2 separate regions of the Homo sapiens genome follow, and region 1 is linked to region 2. Evidence: read pairs that join two places in POLR2A ChIA-PET (ENCODE). Cell type or tissue: PC-3. All regions are shown on one strand. Links, peaks and the distances in the headings refer to the core of each region. The heading gives the core; the rest is flanking DNA. Region 1 overlaps MARK3 (microtubule affinity regulating kinase 3). Region 2 has its middle 13 kb from the start of MARK3.

The links. Peaks named below come from ENCODE experiments on the same cell type or tissue, not always from the same donor. Only the 100,000 strongest peaks of a DNase experiment are listed, where the experiment ranks them.
Region 1: POLR2A ChIA-PET joins it to region 2 with 17 read pairs; 3 of 35 experiments call an interaction of 5 or more read pairs at or near these places.

The regions. Positions count from the first base shown.
Region 1 is chr14:103,429,162-103,440,631 of GRCh38, reverse strand. The region is part of intron 3 of MARK3 (microtubule affinity regulating kinase 3); the gene reads right to left. Among named protein-coding and RNA genes, the nearest start is that of MARK3, 49 kb to the right of the region's middle. In PC-3, for the core only: a CTCF peak has its summit at 5,493; no DNase peak of the experiment used is centred there.
Region 2 is chr14:103,366,765-103,378,234 of GRCh38, reverse strand. It overlaps the pseudogene RPSAP5. Among named protein-coding and RNA genes, the nearest start is that of MARK3, 13 kb to the left of the region's middle. RefSeq lists an enhancer at 5,529-6,186. In PC-3, for the core only: no CTCF peak of the experiment used is centred there; a DNase peak (open chromatin) is centred at 5,504; H3K27ac peaks cover 2,010 bases.

The DNA of each region.
Region 1 (11,470 bases), core at 1,690-9,689, 62 kb before region 2:
ACCAAATTGATAGCACAATTTTTTTGTTTTTTTGAGATGCAGTCTTGCTCTGTCGCCAGGCTGGAGTGCAGTGGCGCAATCTCAGCTCACTGCAACCTCCACCTCCCGGGTTCAAGCAATTCTCCTGTGATGGCACAAATTTTAAAAAATCAGAGAAAATCAAATTTTGATGAGGATGCTACATTACTTGTGCTCTCTTACACACTACTGATGGAAATATAAATTAGCATACCTGCTCTGAAAATAATTTGGCCTTCTCTAATGAAGAAGGAGGATGTGCAGACAGACTCTGTGATACAAGAATTCTAAGTATATATATTTAAGAAACTCTTCACAAGTGTGCCAGGACACACAGAGGACAATTCACAGCAGTCATGTTTGCAATACAAAAAGCAATCCAAATGTCTCTGAATCACAGAATAAATACAGAGTGGCATATTCACATAATGGGATACTACATATTCTTGAAAATGGACATAGCAGTGAAGGTGAATTACAGCAAAATACATCAACATGGAACACAATGTAGGTAAAAGAAAGCAAAAGCGGCTGGGCATGGTGGTTCACACCTGTAATCCCAGCACTCTGGGAAGCTGAGGTGGGTGGATCACTTGAAGTCAGGAGTTCGAGACCAGCCTGGCCAACGTGGTGAAAACCCGTCTCTACTAAAAACACAAAGATTAGCTGGGTGTGGTGGTGCACACCTGTAATCCCAGATACTTTGGAAGCTGAGGCAGGAGAATCACTTGAATCCAGGAGGCAGAGGCTGCAGTGCTGAGATCACGCCACTGTACTCCAGCCTGGGTAACAAGAGCGAAACTCCGTCTCAAAAAAACAAAAAAAAGGAAGCAAAGCAAAAGCCAATAGGAGAATACACATAGCATGAGTCCATTTATACAATTTTTTAAACTTTACACTACATTGGTGGGGTGCGGTGGCTCACGCCTGTAATTCCAGCACTTTGGGAGGCTGAGGTGGGTGGATCACTTGAGGTCAGGAGTTCAAGACCGGCCTGGCCAACATGGTGAAACCTGGTCTCTACTAAAAATACAAAAATTAGCTGGGTGTGGTGGCGCACGCCTGTAATCCCTGCTACTCAGGAGGCTGAGGCACAAGAATCGCTTGAACTTGGGAGGCAGAGGTTACAGTGAGCTGAGATCGCACTACTGCACTCCAGCCTGGGAGACAGTGCGAGACTCAGTCACAAACAAACAAACAAACACAAAAGAAACAAAAAACAGACCAAAAAAAACCTTTACACTACATTGATGAGTGATCCATATGTGGTAAAATTACACGGACAAAGCAAGAAAATAATAACACAAAATCCTTGTTAGTGTTTACCCAGTAGGTGGGCAATGAAGAAGGGGAATCAGGTTGAGGAGGGGCACAATATGGGACTGGTTTAAAGGTATGGTTGAAGATCTATTTCTTGAAGCAGGTAGTATAAGGGTGCTCATCTCATATACATATTTATATGCTAAACATGGAACATTCTTTTGTATGCAGTCAGTATTTAATAAAAATTAAAAACTAAATTTTAAAAAATTGCTTAGCTTTAGCTGAGTAATACAACAAATCAGTTTTCTAAAAATGTAAAATAAGAGTAGCAACAATGTGTGTGCTTTTTTTTTTTTTTAATTAGAGAAGGAGTCTTGCTCTGTCACCCAAGCTGGAATGCAGTGGCATGAACATGGTTCACTGCAGCCTCGACCTCCCGGGCTCAAGCAATCCTCCAGCCTCAGCCCCCTAAGTAGCTAGGACTACAGGTGCGCACCACCACATCTGGCTAATTTCTGTATGTAGAGACAGGGTTTTGCCATGTTGCCCAGGCTGGTCTTGAACTCCTGAGCTCAGCAATCTGCCTGCCTTGGTCACCCAAAGTGCTGGGATTACAGGCTTGAGCCACCATGCCTGGCCAATAATGTGTTTTTTATGATCAAATATTTCAAAGACAAACTAAGAATCTTCCCATCTCCCAAACTCAAGGTTCTGGTGGTCAAGATTCCTAGAATCAGAGCAACATCAGGAAAAATTAATTTAGTGTTAAAATGAATTTGGTACTAACAAAATTAACTTATCAGATTTTACTAGGTATCTACCACATGCAAGCTGAATTTCCATATGTTCCTTTGTTATCCTTCCCATATGGAAAGTACTATGAGTGACTGGCTCCAAGGGAACTTATGCAAAGAAAGCTATTTGATGTTATAAATTTAGGTTCTAAGGCTAGTTCAGTCCCTTATTCACTGGATGAGTGAACAAACCACAAAATCTTGAGAGCTTTAACCTACTTACCTATAAGATAGATTTTGAAAACAGCTACTTCGGCCTGGCGTGGTGGCTCACGCCTGTAATCCCAGCACTTTGGGAAGCTGAGGCAGGTGGATCACCTGAGGTCGGGAGTTCCAGACCAGCCTGACCAACATGGAGAAACCCTGTCTCTACTAAAAATACAAAAAAATTAGCTGGGCGTGGTGGCGGGTGCCTGTAATCCCAGCTACTCGGGAGGCTGAGGGAGGGGAATCACTTGAACCAGGGAGGTGGAGGTTGCGGTTAGCCGAGATCACGCCATTGCACTCCAGCCTGGGCAACAAGAGCAAAACTCTGTCTCAAAGAAAAAAAAAGAAAACAACTGCTTCACAGGACTGTTGTGAAAAGTACATGCAATGCTATAAGATAAAGTGTGTGTAGAATTTGATTCCAGGAGCTATACTACCTAATCCCAACCCAGCTGTACCACTCACTAAGTCTAGGTAACTTGACCTCCCTGACCCTGTCACCTCTACAATGAAAGGATGGCTTGACATACAGAGTGCATGGAACAGCACCTGGCACACAATAAACTCCTGACATGTGTTTGTGATTCTGGCTGATGTTACTGTTATAATTCTCTCACAAAGGCCTAATTTGCACCCAAGTTTATATTTTCTGCAAATGGGTCCAGGCTATGCTCTAAGTTTAACCCACTTAAAATACTTGGTTCCTTGGTGACTTTTCTAAAATAGCATAATAAGTCCTTGGTACAATGAAAAATATACTTTAGCTGGGTATGGTGGTGTGTGCCTGTAATCCCAGCTCCTTGGAAGGCAGATTGGAATCCTCGGAAGGAGGATGCTTGAACCCAGGAGTCTGAGACCAGCTTGGGCAAGATAGTGAGACCTCAATTCTAAAAACAAACAATCAATCTCTAAAATACACTCTACTATTCTCAGTTTATAATGTATTTTTTTTTTTTGAGACGGAGTCTCACTCTGTCGCCCAGGATGGAGTGCAGTGGCGTGATCTCGGCTCACTGCAAGCTCCGCCTCCCAGGTTCACACCATTTTCCTGCCTCAGCTTCCCGAGTTTATAATGTATTCTAAATATCAACCCGTATTATTTATTGCCAAAACAAAAATAAGTCTGGCAAGAAATTTAAAAGTTTATAAGGAATAAAGAAGCAACAATACTGAAAGCCGGTTTTTCTATTTCTTCTCTTTTGAAATCTAAAAATAAACAAACATATATACAGTTTTATTCTCAATTTTTTTTTTTTTTGGCAGAGTTTCTCATTTGTTGCCCAGGCTGGAGTGCAGTGGTGCCATCTTGGCTCACTGCAACCTCCGTCTCCTGGGTTCAAGTGATTCTCCTGCCTTAGCCTCCCAAGTAGCTGGGATTACAGGCATGCGCCACCACACCTGGCTAATTTTTTTGTATTTTTAGTAGAGACGGGGTTTCACCATGTTCGTCAGGCTAGTCTCGAATTCCAGACCTCAGGTGATCCCACCCAGCTGGGCCTCCCAAAGTGCTGGGATTACAGGAGTGAGCCACCGTGCCCAGTCTATTCTCAATATTTTAAATATGTATAATCAGGCTGGGGGTGGTGACTCATGCCTATAATCCCAAGGCTTTGGGAGGCCAAGACGGGAGGATTGCTTAAGCCCAGAAGTTCCAGGCTACAGTGAGCTATGATCATGACACTGCACTTCAGCTTGGGCTACAAAGTAAGACCCAGCCTCAATCAATCAATATAAGAAGTGCCTGTCTTGGATTTCATTTGCCATCTCCTATTTGTATTAATTTATCAGATTTATGACACTGATGTGAATGCAGACACTGGATTTTAAATAACAGACAAGACTGTAACAACTATTTTTACAGTGGTTACTACTTTTGTTAATGGCCTGAAAAGTCAATATAAGAAAATGAAAGAGAAAGATAGTTGGAAAAAAAAAAAAAAGAAAGAAAAGAAAAAGATGAAAAGAGTTGTTCAATGAAAAGGATTTCCAAAATAACTTGTGCTTCACCCAATAGAGAAAGGAGGCCAGGAACTGGGTACTAAGGCATTCCTAGGAAGAGTTCCAGAGAGGGAGAAAATATTCAGCAGTGGCAGTGGCAGTAGCAGCTGTCTATGAAACTTAGAATATTTGGGGAAGGGGTCATCTTTAAAATAGGTTACTTTGCCGGGCACGGTGGCCACACCTGTAATTCAGCACTTTGGGAGGCTGAAGCGGGTGGATCACTTGAGGTCAGGAGTTCGAGACCAGCCTGGCTAACACGGTGAAACCCTGTCTCTACTAAAAATACAAAAATTAGCTGGGTGTGGCAGCGGGTGCCTGTAATCCCAGCTACTTGGGAGGCTGAGGCAGGAGAATCACTTGAACTCGGGAGGCAGGGGTTGCAGTGAGCCGAGATGGCACCACTGCACTCCAGGCTGGCCAACAGAGGGAGACTCCGTCTCATAAATAAATAAAATAGGTTACTTTAGTTGGGTGTGGTGGTGCGCGCCTATAGTCCCAGCTACCTCAGGAGGCTGAGGTGGAAAGATACTTGAGCCCAGGAATTCCAGGCTGCAGTGAGCTCTGGTCTTGCTGCTACCTTCCATCCTGGGCAACAGGACAAGACCCCATCAATCAATCACTCAATCAATAAAAAATAAATAGGCCGGGCGTGGTGGCTCACGCCTGTAATCCCAGCACTTTGGGAGGCCAAGGCGGGCAGATCATGAGGTCAGGAGATTGAGACCATCCTGGCTAACACGGTGAAACCCCATCTCTACTAAAAATACAAAAAATTAGCCGGGCGTGGTGGCGGGTGCTTGTAGTCCCAGCTACTCGGGAGGCTGAGGCAGGAGAATGGCGTGAACCCAGGAGGCAGAGCTTGCAGTGAGCTGAGATCGCACCACTGCACTCCAGCCTGGGTGACAGAGCGAGACTCCGTCTCAAAAAAATAAATAAATAAATAAAAATAAGTAAAATTGGAAGAAGAGAGAAATTAAGAACTTTGGGGGAAGTGAAGACAGACTAGGAGCCATTCTCATCTGGGGTGTGTACTGAGATCACCACATTTCTAGACCCGCCAAGATAGGACCTCTAGGGAGGAAAGTACTGTGAAGGAAATATGCTTTTTTCAAACTCCACAAATGTTTCTAATGCACAAGAAGGGTTGAAAAGTACTGGCTTAAGAAAACTAAATCAACAGTGCCCAAAATAACCCAGTGGTGGCAGCAGTAAAAGTCATTACACGACAGACCACATGAAAAGCATGAACTGGTTCTCCTTGCTTTCAAATTATAAGTTTCCCTGCTACATCCCATGACCAAGATTCCCTAGGACGCCAAAAAAGGCCACTACTGCTACTGCTACAGAGCTCTAAGCACTAACAGTGGCTCCAAAGCAAATACTAGCTTTAAAAAGAAAACAGCCTCCCTCTTCCTGGGTAGGTGTCTGGTGCTTGAGGGGTATCGGAGTGGACCAGGCTTGAGGGGCACAATGAATAACCCTATACCTTCCAATTTGAAATTAGAAGCAAAAAACGCTGCTAAAATATTAATTCACAGAATTGACTTCCAGAAATGACCTGATAAGATTATTCCTGACTGAACTAGATTCTGAATTCTTCTAGTTTTCTTTAATATCTGGCTACAACTTGCCAATGAAGAATGAGCTGCTCAATTTCAGAAGCCCTATAAACCAAAGCTGACAGCTTGATGTAAATTTCGAGTCTCATGCCTGATGTGTAGGCCACACAGAGAATTCACCAGAATGCCAGATGCCACAACCAGAGACATTCAAACTGCGAACCAGGACGAGAAGTTGTGGACTGCATGCTATGGACAGCTTTTCCCAAGACTGTCATAATAACAAGACTTCATAACAATGCTTTTGCCCCTCTTAATTTTTCCTTACTAATGCCTACCTCTTTCAGTTTGGCAGGATCATGCTGTAGCTAAAATTTCACAGTCAGTAGCTTCTGTGGGTAACTTGCACTCCCTGCTTTATACTTAGCCCGGTCACGGAATGCTGGGATGCCTACTAAACATGGAGGAATCTGTGCAGTTCATGACACTTCTCGTTGCGATTTGGGTATGGTAGAGCGGACAACTTGGTTAAAATTGGCAGACTCCTTGTTTGGCTATACAATTTTAGTTGATTTGGTTCATAAAAACCCTGGCTTAGGAGCATACTCTAAATGCTTGGTGTGATCCTCATGATAGTCATAATGGTAGTCTCTCTGGTACGCTGTATCCTCCCAGAGTGTTAAGTGTCTCCATGTAGCCACCTATCAGATGTCAAATGGTTCTCTCTGGCTAGAACAACAAAAACTCAAAAGAAACACACGATAATGAGAACACCCTGTCAACGGCATGCTGAAACGGGAAACTCAAAATGATGGCAACTGAGAACAGCAGGGATATCCTAGGTTTTGGTTACACTCTTACCTAGGTGAAAGCCTGACCAAAAGGGAAGAATTGTTAAATAAAAATTATAGGAAGCCATTGTTTGGGACTAAACTCCTGCATTAGGCCCCAGGAAACCAGGTTAAAATTAAAAATGGAGTAATCCCTGCTAAGATTCCACATTCCCAAACCTAAATTAAGTTGTTATCTGACCTTCCTAGAAATCAGAAGAAAAGGAGATAACAGCTAATTTCCCAAACAGGACAGTTTATTATTTATTTATTTTTTGAGGCAGAGTCTCACCGTCACCCAGGCTGGAGTGCAGTGGTGTGATCTCGGCTCACTGCAACCTCCGCCTCCGAGGTTCAAGCGATTCTTGTGCCTCAGCCTACTGGGTAGCTGGGGTATGTCACCACGCCCAACTAATTTTTGTATTTTTAGTAGAGATGCAGTTTCACCATGCTGGCTAGGCTGGTCTCGAACCCCTGGCCTCAGGTGATCCACCCGCCTCGGCCTCCCAAAGTACTGCCATTATTGGCGTGTGCCACTGCGTCCAGCCCCTGATTGAAGATTTAAACTGTCCTGGCTGAGCACGGTGGCTCAGGCCAGTAATCCCAGCACTTTGGGAGGCTGAGGCAGGCAGATCACCTGAGGCCAGGAGTTGGGAGACCAGTCTGACCAACATGGTGAAACCCTGTCTCTACTAAAAATACAAAAATTAGCCAGGCGTGGTGGCACACACCTGTAGTCCCAGCTACTCAGGGGGCTGAGGCAGAAGTATCTCTTGAACCCGGGAGGCAGAGGTTGCAGTGAGCCAAAATCACACCACTGCACTCCAGCCTGGGTCACAGGGCAAGACTCTGTCTCAAAAAAAAAAGAAAAGAAAAGAAAAGAAAAGAAAAAACTTCAATTGGCACAATAACAAAGTTCCTACTGCTTTAATCCTTACAGAAAAAAATGTAGTGTGAAGTAACCTGACATTAACTAATCGGTTACTTTTCTATGTGGTATAGTCTATTGTGGTCTATTGTTCTGTTTCCCTGTCCCTGCCTTACAAAAAAAAGGAATTCTGAAAGGACCAATACACTCTTTGTTCTTTGCTTCAGCTTTTTTTTGAGACAGGGTCTTGCTCTGTTGCCCAGGCTGGAATGCAGGGGCACCATCACAGCTCACTGCAGCCTCCAACTTCTAGGCTCAAGTGATCCTCCCATCTTAGCCTCCTAAGTAGCTGGAACTACAGGTACACACCACCACACCTGGTTAATTTATTTAATTTTTTTTTTGGTAGAGACGGGTCTCTCTGTGCTGCCTAGGCTGATCTCGAATTCCTGAGCTCGAGTGATCCTCTCGCCTCAGGCTCCCCAAGTGCTGGGATTACAGGAGTGAGCCACTGTGCCGGGCCTGCCTCAGCCTTCTTCAGCCTTTGCCTGTCTCTAAAGCCAACTTCTGCTCAGCTCATAGGGACACTTATTCTATTTTATGGAATGTAGTGTTGCCCTATTTTACAATCACGATAAGGCCAGTGGAAGGAAGGGAGGGAGGAAGATTGAGGTGGGTATAAGCAGGATTTCCCCACAAAGACCCTGATGAAATCCATAGTCAATAATGCTTTAATAAATCCTACTGGGTATTTTGCATATATTTGTGTTTAATGTTCCTTTTTTTCTTCCTCTGTAAATCTCATTAAAATTTAAAAACACAGGGATTTCCCTTTCTGTCCTACTCAGTCTAGATTTAAGAATGGTGGTTAAATCTTACTCAAAAAATGCTTTACTACTGGGTCAGCAGTATCAACTTGGATGAATTCTCCATTGAAAAGTCTTGTTCTTGTCTTGTTTAATATTTTAATTGGATGGAGACATCCATATCTAATTTACATAGCAGCTAATACAAATGACCCATTATTCCAAAATCCCCCAAAAGACTGGAATTAAGGCAGAAAATCAATTAAATGAATTTTAGCAGGAATCAAACAAATTCAGGTGGGAGGGGGGAAACAATTCCAAGTATGGAATAAAGTAGGCTTCTGTTCAGCGAAACTCCTGTGGGAGTACCCAAGGAGGCTGAGGGGATTTACTCTGCATAAGAGAAAATCAACAAGACCCAAAATAGCAACTTCTAAGGGCTGGTTATGTTTGGAGTAACTATAACTCCATATGACAAATGGTAAACAGTGTTGTAGAAGTTTCTAGAAGACAGATGCTAGTCTGAAGTAAGGGGAAAAGGCTCTAATAGCAAAGCCACTGAACACTGGAACAAGATGCTACGGGAAGGAGTGTGTCTCCATCCCTGAATGTGCTCAAGGTTGGCTAACTAACCAGCTATCATAAATACATTACAAAAAATCAATTATTTCATTACATGTTACAAATTTCTTGTTTTTTTTTGAGACAAAGTCTTGTTCTGTCGCCTCCTGGGTTCAAGCAATTCTCCTGCCTCAGCCTCCTGAGAAGCTGGGATTATAAGCATGTGCCACCACGCCCAGCTAATTTTTGTATTTTTAGTAGAGACGCGGTTTCACCATGTTGACCAGGCTGGTCTCGAACTCCTGACCTCAAGTGATCCACACACCTTGGCCTGGGCATGGTGGCTCACACGTGTAATCCCAGCAAGTGGAGGCTGAGGCAGGTGGATCACCTGAGGTCAGGAGTTTGAGACCAGACCAGCCTGGCTAACATGGCAAATCCCCCATCTGTACTAAAAATACAAACATTAGCCAGGTGTGGTGGCGTACACCTGTAGTCCTAGCCACTTGGGAGGCTGAGGGAGAAGAATTGCTTGAACCCAAGAGGCAGAGGGAGACTGCAGTGAACTCAGATCCCACTACTGCACTCCAGCCTGGGCAACAGAGCGAGACTCCATCTCAAAAAAACAAAAACAAAAACAAACGAACAAACAAAAAATTGACCTAAAAGATGCGTAAGAATAGAATAGTATTCCAGATATACTAGTGAGACATTGGAAGGTATATAGCCAGATGCTGTGGTGTGCATTTGTAGTCCCAGCTACTTGGGAGGCTAAAGTGGAAGGACTGCTTAAGCCCAGGAGTTCGAGTCCAGCCTGGACAACAGAGCAAGACCCATCTCTTAAAAAACAATGGAGAAAAATAAATCTCTCACCAGAATCTAACGTTTATTAATTCAATGGCTGCAAAAATACAAAGGAAAAATGAAGAGACTCATCTGTGAAAATAATATCAATTTGCAAACATAGTCAACTCAGGTTTACTTATATGTGCATTTAGTAAATGTTCATGACCCAGTATGCAAGCCTGAATATCATGAAACCGATATTTTAACACGTGTGTTCACTGTTAAAATACTGCCTGAATGAGCCAGTCCACCTTTTTCGGTAGTGGTGGTAAAAAAGAGATTGCACACTGCTGATGGCAGAATGTTCCTTATGATGAATGTTAGCTGCTAGGGCATGCTCCACAGCTTTAAATCACTATCTAAGAGAGCTGTTCCTGAAGCAAGTGTGATACAACTATGAATGGTGCTGAGAAGAAAAAAGGATGCAAGAATGACTGCAAAGGGGGCTGACAAAGTTGCCTGGTACATTCTACATTGTTGCAAAATTGCTGGGGGTGGGGGAAGATGGGGGGGCTGGGGATAAGATACTTGGTGAAAAAGAATTGGAAACAAATGTATGTAAAATGCTTCTAATTTACTTCATAAGCATATGAAGTTATATACACAATTTTAAACAATGGCCTATAAACTGAAAATATTATACTTATCAAGTTATTTAACTTGGGATAGAGCTGGCTTTAGAATAAGTCTTCAGTGAATGGTTCATACTTGAATAATACCAAAAACAAATCTTAAAGTTTTAATTATTATTATAAGTCAAAATTAATTCAGATGCAAATATGCATAATCACACTAATGGGCTAACCAAACTACCATGCACTAAACTGATAATGATGTGACAAATAATAAACGAAGAGCAGCAATGAAAAATCATTACCAAAAAAATAAAATAAAATAAAAAATGACTAAAGGAAGCAAGCAAACAAGAAGGAAAAACTGCAGCCAACTTGATACAACACCATGGTAAAAATTTTTCCGGGAAAACTGTTAGGATTACAATTATATCCAGGTACACATGAATAGTGGAAGGTATGTAACATCATAGAATACTCAATTAGAGTCCTCATTAAACATCCTTGTATGTTAATTTTAGTTCTGAATACCACATTGTATTAAACTCTAATGTATTTATTAGTACCAAATCCTTAGATAGCTGAAGATATGGAAGTTTAAGGAAATAGATAAAATTTACTCTTCAGGACAAAGGACTGGAATTTTTAGATGTTTCATGCCCACCTTGAGAAGCCTTAAGGCCCATTATGGGTTGCAGATCACAAAGAACCACTTGTTGAAATAACATTTTTAGTGCAGAGAAAGTCTATCTCCCTCCCCACCTCCCAAACACAAAACAGGGACAGGGCTTCAAAATTACCAGGATATAAATAACCATGAGGAATACATTAGAAATGTATATAGAGCACTGCTCTTATCAAAATATCGCACAACTGTGCAGTGCTGTGCAGTTTACAAAGCCCTTTTATATGCATTATTTCATTAATACTCACATCCATCATAAGAAGATGAAATTATCTCCATTTTAAAGATGAGAAACCCAAGGTCCAGCAAAGTTAAGTGCCTTGCTCAAGGTCAGATATTCGGCTAAGTGGCAGAGCCAGGACTGAAATTCAGTACTTCCTGTTCCTACTTCATGGTCTCTGTACCCCCCTCAACTACTACAGGTCAAATCTAGAAATCAAATGAAGTATGTAAAAAGACT
Region 2 (11,470 bases), core at 1,159-9,158:
AGAAGCCCTTGGTAAGGGATCCTGCAACACCAGATAAGGCGTTAGTGTTTTTATCATTGCCTGTGCTTTGCAGGCAAGGACTTGGAGATTCAGAAGGGCAAGAAGCCTTCTCAAGCTCACGGACAGAAAGCAGTGCCCTTAGACTCCAGTCTGCTGCTGGCTCTGACACCCACTGGCTGCAAGGCAGGTGGGTAAAAAAGGATAGAGAGAAAGAATAAGGGGGTGAATAGACTACCCCAGCACTCCTGGAGCCTCAGACCTGCCCATTATTGCAGGGTTGACCTATTAAAGTAAGCACATCTCCCAAATACAAACAGGTTTTTCCAAGACAATAAAGTCTAAGCTCTGCTTGAGGAAAGACCATTTCCTCCATTCCTTAGGCTGCTGCCCTACCCTTGGAGCCAGTTGGGCCTCACTGGGTGGAGTCATGAAAAGCCACATCAGCCTTCGGTGGCTGCCCCGCTACTCCTCTCTCCTTCCTTTGTTCCTTCCATCCACAGTGTTTATTGAGCACCTACTTTGGGCAAAGCTATGTTTGAAGCATTGAGGACATAGCTGTGAACAGAGAAAGTTCTTGCCCACTCTCAGGTCACAGGACACACATAGCAGAACTCATGCATAATATAATTTCAGGACAGGAGAACTGTAATTTAAAAATTTAATCAGGGGAGGGTGATACAGACTAAGCTCTTTGGTTTTAATTCAAATTTCTTTCTTTTTATTATTTATTTATTTTGAGATGGAGTCTCACTCTGTCACCCAGGCTGGAGTGCAGTGGCGCGATCTCGGCTCACTGCAAGCTCCGCCTCCTGGGTTCACACCATTCTCCTGCCTCAGACTCCCGAGTAGCTGGGACTACAGGCACCCGCCACCATGCCCGGCTAATTTTTTGTATTTTTAGTAGAGACAGGGTTTCACCGTGTTAGCTAGGATGGTCTCGATCTCCTGACCTTGTGATCTGCCTGCCTCGGTCTCCCAAAGTGCTGGGATTACAGGCATGAGCCACCACGTCTGGTCTCAAATTTCATTTTTTTCTTTTGTTCCTCAGTACACATAGTGCAAAATAAAAAGCTGCAAAGGAATACACAGTTAAAGCTTTTTTAACAGTTTATGTTTTTCAAAAACACCATAAAGAGGGTAAAAACGCAGGCCTCAAACTGGGAGAAGTTATAACTGATAAGGATTTAAATCCATACCATATAAGAAATGTCTATAATTGGCTGGCCACGGTGGCTCACACCTGTAATCCCAGCACTTTGGGAGGCCAGATCACCTGAGGTCAGGAGTTCGAGACCAGCCTGCCCCACATGGTGAAACCCCACCTCTACTAAAAATACAAAATTAGCCAGGTGTGGTGGTGTGCACCTGTAATCCCAGCTACTCAGGAGGCTGAGACAGGAGAATCACTTGAACCTGGCAGGCAGAGTTTGCAGTGCGCCGAGATCATGCCATTGCACTCCAGCCTGGGCAAAAAGAGCAAAACTCCATTACAAGGAAAGAAAAAGAAAGAAAGAAAGAAAGAAAGATCTATAATTTAATAAGATCAACAACCCAATAGAAATATAGGCAAAAGTCAACAACAGGCACTTGGGGGTTGATAAATAATAAGAACAAATACTTAAAGTCGTCTGTTATTGCAAATGCAAGCTATCTCAGTCCATTTTGGATGCTATAACAAACTACCGTAGACTGGGTGGCTTAAAAACAGCAAAAATTTATTCTCCACAGTTCTGGAGGCTGGGAAATCCAAGATCAAGGCCCTGGCAGACATAGTGTCTGGTGAGGGCTGGCTTTGTGTTCACAGATGGATAGCCATCATCTCACTGTGTCCTCACATGGCAGAAGGGGCGAATGAGCTCTCTGGGGCTCTTTTCTAGGAGGGATCCACCCTCCTGACCTCATTACCTTCCAAAGGCCTCACTTCTCGATACCATCAAACACTGGGGTTCAGTTTTCTTTTTTTGAGACAGAGTCTCACCCTGTCGCTGGAGTACAGTGGGGCTATCATGGATCACTGCAGCCTCAATCTCCCAGGCTCAGGTGATCCTCCCACCCCAGCCTCCCAGGCAGCTAGAACTACAGGCACTCACCACCATGCCCAGCAAATTTTTTTATATTTTTTGTAGAGACGGGTTTCCACCATGTTGCCCAGGCTGGTCTTGAACTCCTGGGCTCAAGTGATCCTCCAATCTGAGCATCCCAGTGCTGGGTTTATAGGCCTGAGCCACTGTGCCCAGCTGGGGTTTAGTTTTCAACATATGAATTTGGATGGACACAAACAATCTATAGCGCAAAGACCATAATAAGTTACCATGTACTGGCCACCAGATTGGCAAAAATGAAAAAGTCTGACAATATCAAGTGCTGCTGAGAATATGGAACAATGGGAACTTTTTATTGTCTTTTAGAGACAGGGTCTCACTCTGTTACCCAGGCTGGAGTGCAATGGCATGATCATAGCTCACTGCAGCTTCGAACTCCTAGGCTCCAGCAATCTTCCTGTCTCAACCTTCAAGTAACTAGCACTATGGGCATGAGCCATCATACCTGGCTAATTTTTTTTAAATTGTTTTTTGTAGAGATGAGATATCACTATGTTTCCCAGGCTGGTCTCAAACTCCTGGGCTCGAGCAATTCTCAGCCTCAGCCTCCCAAAGTGTTGGCATTACAGGCATGAGCTGCTGCCCCTGGCTTCAGTGGGCACTCTTAGACCCTGCTTGGGAGTGTAAGTTCAAGGTAAGAGCAGAAAATAGTGAAGCACAGTGCAAAGATCACATACTCAACAAAGCCAAAACTTAGTTCTTTGGCAAAAGCCAGTAAAATTGACATTTTGGACAACAATCTGACATTAGCAATTAAAGTTGAAGTTGTGTGGCCCCTACAACTGAGCAATTCCACCCAAAATATTTGCCCTAAAGAAACTCTCGGCTGGGCACAGTGGCTCATGCCTATAACCTCACACTTTGGGAGGCCGAGGCGTGGATGACCTGAGGTCAGGAGTTCAAGACCAGCCTGGCCAACATGGTGAAACACTTTCCCTACTAAAAATACAAAAAAATTAGCTGGGCATGGTGGCCCACGCCTGTAATCCCAGCTTCTCGAGAGGCTGAGGCAGAATCACTTGGACCTCAGAGGCGGTGGCTGTGGTGAGCCGAGATGGCGCCACTGCACTCCAGCCTGGGTGACGGAGTAAGATTCCATCTCAAAAAAAAAAAAAAAGAGAAAAAAACAGAAACTCCCGCTTTCCGCGCTACCCACAGAGGGGTCCATACGGCGTTGTTCTGGATTCTCACTGTAACTTAAAGGGAAACTTTCACAAGGTCCGGAGCTTTTGATGTCCTGCAAATGAAGGAGGAGCATGTCCTTAAGTTCCTTGTGGCAGGAACCCACTTAGGTGGCACCAAGCTTAACTTCCAGATGGAACAGTACATCTGTAAAAGGAAAAGTGATGGCATCTACATCATAAATCTGAGGAGGACCTGGGAGAAGCTTCTGCTGGCAGCTCGTGCCATTGTTGCCATTGAAAACCCTGCTGATGTTAGTGCCATATCATTCAGGAATACTGGCTAGACGGCTGTGCTGAAGTTTGCTGCTGCCACTGGAGCCACTCCAGTTGCTGGCCGCTTCACTCCTGGAACCTTCACTAACCAGATCCAGGCAGCCTTCCGGGAGCCACGGCTTCTTGTGGTTACTGACCCCAGGGCTGACCACCGGCCGCTCATGGAGGCATCTTATGTTAACCTACCTACCATTGCTCTGTGTAACACAGATTCTCCTCTGCACTATGGGGACATTGCCATCCCATGTGACAACAAGGGAGCTCACTCATTGGGTTTGATGTGGTGGACGCTGGCTCGGGAAGTTCTGCGCATGCGTGGCACCGTTTCCCGTGAACACCCGTGGGAGGTCATGCCTGATCTCTACTTCTACAGAGATCCTCAAGAGATTAAAAAAGAAGAGCAGGCTGCTGCTGAAAAGGCTGAGACGAAAGAGGAATTTCAGGGTGAATGGACTGCTCCAGCTCCTCAGCTGCTACTCAGCCTGAGGTTGCAGACTGGTCTGACGGCGTTTAGGTGCCCTCTGTGCCTATTCAGAAGTTCCCTACTGAAGACTGGAGGGCTCAGCCTGCCACGGAAGACTGGTCTGCAGCTCCCACTGCTCAGGCCACTGAAGGGGTAGGAGCAACCACTGAATAGTCTTAAGCTGTTCTTGCACGGGCTCTTCAGCAACATGGAAATAAGGTTGATGGAAAATAGACATCAGTTTCTAAAAAAAAAAAAACAACTCTCAAACATATGCACGGGAACATGTATAAGAATAGTCGTAACACTACAGTTTGTTATAGAAACACACTGGAAACAATTCAAATGTCCATTATCCGTACGAATACAGAAAATGGCATATTAGCACAAAGAAATAGTATATAACAGAGAGAATAATTTTTACAGCTACACACAATGTGAATGCATCTCAGTATCATAATCTTGAGATATTATTTAAAAAACCAGAGCAATTCTTAGAATACACATAGCGTGATTCAGAAATGAAAGCGTGCAAAACCAAACAACATACTGTTTAAAGATGCAAACGTATAGAATGAAACTATTGAAAAAAACACAAGGGGATGAAAAACACAAAAATCAGGGTAGTGGTGGCTGGGCACAGTGGCTTACACCTGTAATCCCAACACTTTGGGAGGCTGAGGAGGGCAGATCGCTTGAGCCCAGGAGTTTGAGACCAGCCTGGGCAACATGGTGAAACCCTGTCTCTACTAAAAATACAAAAATTAGCAGGGCGTGGTGGCACATGCCGGTAATCCTAGCTACTCGGGAGGCTGAGGCACAAGAATGGCTTGAGCCGGGGAGGCAGAGGTTGCAGTGAGCCGAGATGATGCTACTGCACTCCAGCCTGGGTGACGGAGTGAGACTCCATCTCAAATAAATAAATAAATAATCCTCACTCCCTTCTCCTCTGTGGATCTGGTTTTACCTGGGAGTCAGTGCACCAGGGCATAGCTAACAGCAGACCCTTCACTGTTCTGGCCCTCGTTATGGGTTCCATGCAGGAGGCTGATGGGGGATGGTCACCGGGAGACGGAGATTCTACCGTGACTTTGCATTTGGCTGCCAAGCGGCCTTGCCTATAGCCTTCCTTCCCACCTTGAACTTGAGCTTCCTCATCTGAAGATCACAATGGTTCTGACTGTCCATCATTTTCCCCAGCACACATCAGCTGTCATCATTTTTTTTTTTTTTTTTTTTTTTTTTTTGCCGCTAGTATAATTTCAGGTCAAGGACAAGAGCAGAGTTGAAAGAGCAAAACCCTCAAAGGTCTAGCCCTTCATCTTGACAAATCCCTGACCTCACATGGACAGCTCAGCATGGCAAGGCAGTGTGGAGCCTGGGAAGTTGTTAGAACAAGATTCTGTTCACTCAGCTCTGCTGCCTCCTCTCCCTCGGATGTGACCTCAGACATGAGCTGGCCAGGGCTGGCCCTCTGAGTCAGCCCTGAGTCCCAACTATACGCCTTCCCCGTGGGGCTGCTGGCCTCAAAGCCTCCTTTAACAAAGAGGGCAGGAGGATGGATGATTCGGCGTGTGTAATATACCCAAGTGCAGATGAATAATTGATGTGTTTGAGTATTAATAAGCAGGAACTGGCTATTTTAGCCAGTAAAGCCAAAAAGATATTCTGTTAAAGCAAATCCTCCAATCTACACCGAAGGCAAAAAAAAACAAAAAGCAAAAAACAAAAAACAAAAAAAAACACGTAAACAACAACACCTCTAAACTTCCTGAACCCCCTGTTTTTAACAGAAACCTACTTGGAAGAGATTCTTTTTTTATAAGCATGTTATTTTAAAAATTACAATTTTAGGGTTGAAATGTTAAAAGGACTTAGTGTGTGTGTGTGTGTGTGTGCATGTGTGTGTGTGCGTGCATGTGTGTGCATGTGTGTGTGTCTGTGTGCGCGCGTGTGTGTGCGTGTGTGTGCGTGTGCGCGCGTGTGTGCGCATGTGTGTGCATGTGTGCATGTGTGTGCGTGTGTGCATGTGTGTGTGCGCGCGCGTGTGTGTGCATGTGTGTGTGTGCGCACGCGCGCGCGCGTGTGTGTGTGTGTGTGTGTGTGTGATGGTGCCACTGTCTTCCATTCCTCAGGCCTGGCCCTGAGCAGCACACTGTCATTCCTGACTCTGTTTTTCGTTTGTTTGTTTTGTTTTGTTTTGAGACGGAGTTTCGCTCTTGTTACCCAGGCTGGGGTGTAGTGGCGCTATCTCGGTTCACTGCAACCTCCATCTCCGGGGTTCAAGTGATTCTCCCGCCTCAGCTGCCTGAGTAACTGGGATTACAGGTACCCACCACCACACCTGGCTAACTTTTTGTATTTTTAGTAGAGACGGGGTTTCACCATATTGGCCACGCTGGTCTCAAACTCCTGACGTCAGGTGATCTGCCCACCTCAGCCTCCCAAAGTGCTGGGATTACAAGTGTGAGCCACCGCGCCTGGCCAGAAACAATATAATCATATGAATAGGCCCAGAAAAAGCATTTGACAAAATGCAACACCTTTTTTTGAGACGGAGTTTTTCGCTCTTGTTGCCCAGGCTGGAGTGCAGTGGCGGGATTGGCGGGATCCGGCTCACTGCAACCTCCGCCTCCCAGGTTGAAGCAATTATCATGCCTCAGCCTCTCAAGCAGCTGCGATTACAGGCACGTGGCATCACGACTGGCTAATTTTTGTATTTTTAGTAGAGACAGGGTTTCACCATGTTGCCCAGGTTGGTTTCGAACTCCTGGCATCAGGTGATCTGCCTGCCTCGGCCTCTCAAAGTGCTGGGATTACAGGCGTGAACCACCATGCCTGGCCATGCAACACCTTTTTTTAGAGACAGGGTCTAGCTCTGTTGCCCAGGCTATAGTGCAGTGGCACAGGCATACCTCACTGTAGCCTCAAACTCCTGGGTTCAAGCAACCCTCTTGCCTCAGCTTCCTGAGTAGCTAGGAATACCACCATGCACCACTACACCTGGCTCATTCTTTAAAAACATTTTTTTTTAATTAGAAATGGGGTCTTGCTATGTTGCCCAGGCTGGTCTCGAACTCTGGGCCTCAAGTGATTCTCCAACCTTGGCTTCCCAAAGTGCTGAGATTACAGGTGTGAGCCACCATACCTGGCCCCGAGACAATTTCATGATAAAAACAAAAAACAAAAAAACACCCTTAAACTAAGAATAGAAAGGAACTTTGTATAAAGGGCATCTATGGGCCAGGCGAGGTGGCTCACGCCTGTAATCCCAGCACTTTGGGAGGCCGAGGTAGGTGGATCACCTGAGGTCAGGAGTTCGAAACCAACCTGGCCAACATGGCGAAACCCTGTATCTACTGAAAATACAAAAATTAGCTGGGCGTGGTGGTGCCCACCTGTAATCACAGCTACTTGGGAGGCTGAGGCATGAGAATTACTTGAACTGGGGAGGCAAAGGTTGCAGTGAGCCAAGATCATGCCACTGCATTCCAGCCTGGATGACAGAGCGAGACTCTGCCTCAAAAAAAAAAAAAAAAAGAAAAAGAAAAGAAAAAGAACACATCCTGAGATGTGACAGAGTTAAAAATAATAATAATAAAGAAAAAGAATGCAGGCCGGGAGTGGTGTCTCACACCTGTAATCCCAGCACTCTGGGAGGCCGAGGCTGGTGGATCACCTGAGGTCATGAGTTCAAGACCAGCCTGATCAACAGGGTGAAACCCTGTCTCTACTAAAAATACAAAAATTAGCTGGGCGTGGTGGCACGCTTCTTATCCCAGCTACTCGGGAGGCTGAGGCAGGAGAATCACTTGAACCTGGGAGGCAGAGGTTGCAGTAAGCTGAGGTTGAGCCATTGCACTCCAGCCTGGGTGAGAGAGGGAGACCCTGTCTCCAAAAATAAATAAATAAATAAATAAGTAAATAAATAAATAAATAAATAAATATAAATTAAAAAAAGAGGAACACAGTGTACCCAAAGAGTGTTAAAAGGACATAGTAAGCAGAAATTAATGAAATCCCAAAGATATAATTAGATCAATAAAGCCAAGAAACAGTTCTTTGTAAAAACTCATTAAAAAAAAAAGGCAAAACTCTAGCCTGGCTAACCAAGAATAAAACAGAGAAAGCATGGGTAAGCATTAGAAAACACAAAGGGAGATATAACTACAGATGTTCAGAGATTTAAAAAATAAGGAAATTCAGTGAACAAATTTGCATCAATAAATTTGAAAGCTTATGCAAAACCAATCAGTTCCTTGAAAACGGTATCATCATAACAACCCAAGAAGAAATAGAACGTTAATAGCTCTGTTACTTTTAAGGAAATCAAAGCAAACCCAAATAATTTTCAGGTGAATTCTACCAAATTATCAAAGAAGACATTATTTCAGTTCTATACAAATTCTTTCAGACAAGAAGAAAAGCTGAAAATCCATGAACTATGCAAACATCTCAGGAAACTTGAAAAGGAACAGCAAACCAAATCCAAAGAAAGTGTAGGATAGGAAATAATAAAGAGGAAAAATAATGAAATAAAAAACAAACATATAATAGAATCAACAAAGCTAAAAGTCTCATCCCTGGTGAAACTGACCAAAGAAAAAGAGAAAATTGCAAAAAAAAAAAAAAAAAAAGTCAAGAGTGAGAAAAAGGCCAGGTGCAGGGACTCACACCTGTAATGCCAGCACTTTGGGAGGCTGAGGCGGGTGGATCGCTTGAACCCAGGAATTCGAGACCAACCTGGGAAACATGGCAAGACCTCCATCTCTACAAAAATACAAAAATTAGGCTGGGTGCGGTGGCTCACACCTGTAATCCCAGCACTTTGGGAGGCCAAGGGTCGGGGTGGGGGTCGGGGGCGGGGTGGGGGGGCGGGGGCGAATCACGAGGTCGGGAGTTCGAGACCAGCCTGACCACATGGTGAAATCCCTTCTCTACTAAAAATACAAAAATTAGCCCGGCGTGGTGGCCCGCTTTTGCAGTCCCGGCTACTCAGGAGGCTGAGGCAGAAGAATCGCTTGAACCCGGGAGGCGGTGGTTGCAGTGAGCCAAGATCGCGCCACTGCACTCCAGCCTGGGCAAGAGTGAGACCTTGTCTCAATAAATAAATAAATAAATAAATAAATAAATAGTATATGGAAATACAAAAGAATGAGAATATCCAAAAACTCTCCTAAAGAAGGGGAACAGGCTGGGCGCAGTGGCTCATGCCTGTAATCCCAGCACTGTGGGAGGCTGAGGTGGGCGGATCATGAGGTCAGGAGATCGAGACCATCCTGGCTAACACAATGAAACCCCGTCTCTACTAAAAACACAAAAAATTAGCCGGGCGTGGTGGCGGGCGCCTGTAATCCCAGCTACTCGGGAGGCTGAGGCAGAAGAATGGCATGAACCTGGGAGGCGGAGCTTGAAGTGAGCCAAGATCACGCCACTGCACTCCAGCCTGGGCGACGGAGTGACACCTTGTCTCAAAAAAAATAAAAAATAAAAATAAAAAAAGAAGAAGAGGAACAAGTCAGGACAATTACCTCACTGCCTGTCAAGGCTTATTATAAAGTATGGTAATTAAGGCAGTGTGATTAGTGCACAAATACAAAAATCGTCCAGTGAACCAGCAAGAAAAACTCCGAAGCAGACCAATACACATGGATACCTGATTGACAACAGAGGGCATTGCAGAGCCTGGAGAACAGTCTTCTTCTTTTTTTTTTCTTTAGACGGGGTTTCTCCATGTTGGCTAGACTTGTCTCAAACTCTTGAGCTCAAGCAATCCACCTGCCTCAGTCTCCCAACGTGCTGGGATTATTGGCGTGAGCCACCACACCCAGCCCGCCACTTGTATATTTTCTTTGGAAAAATGTGTATATAGACGCTTAGCCCAATTTTTAATTGAGCTGTCTTTTTATTATTGAGTTGTAAGAATTATTTACATAGCAGTGATATCATGGAAGATGACACAGTAGAAAGTGCCAGGAATCTGTCGCCCCCATCTAGACAACAATCTGGCAGAATCTGTCTGATGCAACTATTTTGGAACTCTGGAGTCCATCTGAAGGCCTGCAGTTTCCAGGGGAAGGCTTGTATCTTACTCCTTTTTGTGCTGCTATAACAGAATGCCACAGACTGGGTAATTTACAAGAAAATAAATCCATCGGCTCACAGTTTTGGAGGCTGGGAAGTCCAAGATCAATGAGCTGACATCTGATGAGGGTCTTCTTATGGTGTCAGCCCATGGCAGAAGGGCAAAGAGAAGAGAGAGAGAGAAAGAGAGAGTAAAAGGGGGGCTTAACTCTTCCCCCTTCTTTTTTTCTGAGACAGAGTCTCACTCTGTCACCCAGACTGGAGTGCAGTGGTGTGATCATAGCTCACTGAGGCCTCAGTCTCCTGGGCTGAAGCAATCCTCCCACTTCAGCCTCCCCAGTAGCTGGGACTGCAGGCATGTGCCACCATGCCTGGCTAGTTTTATTATTTTTAGTAGAGACAGGATCTCACTATGTTGCCCAGGCTGGTCTTAAACTCCTGAGCTCAAGCAATCCTCCCACCTTGGCCTCCCAAAGTACTGGGATTACAGGTATGAGTCACTGTGCCCAGCCTTCTCCGTACTATAATTAACCCACTCCCATAATAATAAATGCATTCCCAAGATAATGGCATTAATTAATTCACTCCACTCTCGGGGCATAATCATCTGTTATTTTTATTTTATTTTATTTATTCTTGGAGACACGGTTTTGCTTTGTTACCCAGGCTAGCGTGCAGTGACATGATCATAGCTCCCTGCAGTCTTGAAATCCTGGGCTCAAGTGATCATCTCACTTCAGCCTCCTGAGTAGCTAGGACTGCAGGTGTGTGCCACCACATCTGGCTAATTTTTAAATTTTTTATTCTTTATTTTAAATTTTATTTTTAGAGTCAGGGTCTTGCTCTGTCTCCCAGGCTGGAGTGCAGTGGCATGATTACAGCTCACTGTAGCCTCAACCTCCCAGGCCCCAGTATCCTCCCACCTCAGCCTCCTGAGTAGCTGGCATGTGCCATCATGTCCTGCTAATTTTTTTATTTTATTTTTTGTAGCGAGGGGGTCTCCCTATGTTGCCTAGACGGGTCTTGAACTCCCAGGCCCAAGCAATTCTCCTGCCTCAGCCTCCCAAAGTGCTAAGATTACAGGTGTGACTCACCACACGTGGCCCTAATCATCTCTTAAACCTCCCAACTCGTAATACCGTTAAAATGGCAATCAAATTTCAACATGAGTTTGGAAAGGGGCAAATATCCAAACCAGAACAGCTTGAATGTGAATCCTGGTTAATTTCGGTCAGTGTCCTCTCATGGTAGTGGCTATGCATTCCCCAGCCCCTCAGCCCTACATGCAGTCATTCTTGGAATAGCTTGCAGCACCCAGGGTTAGCACATAACCTTGTCCTCCAAATACTGGAGATGTGTATTCT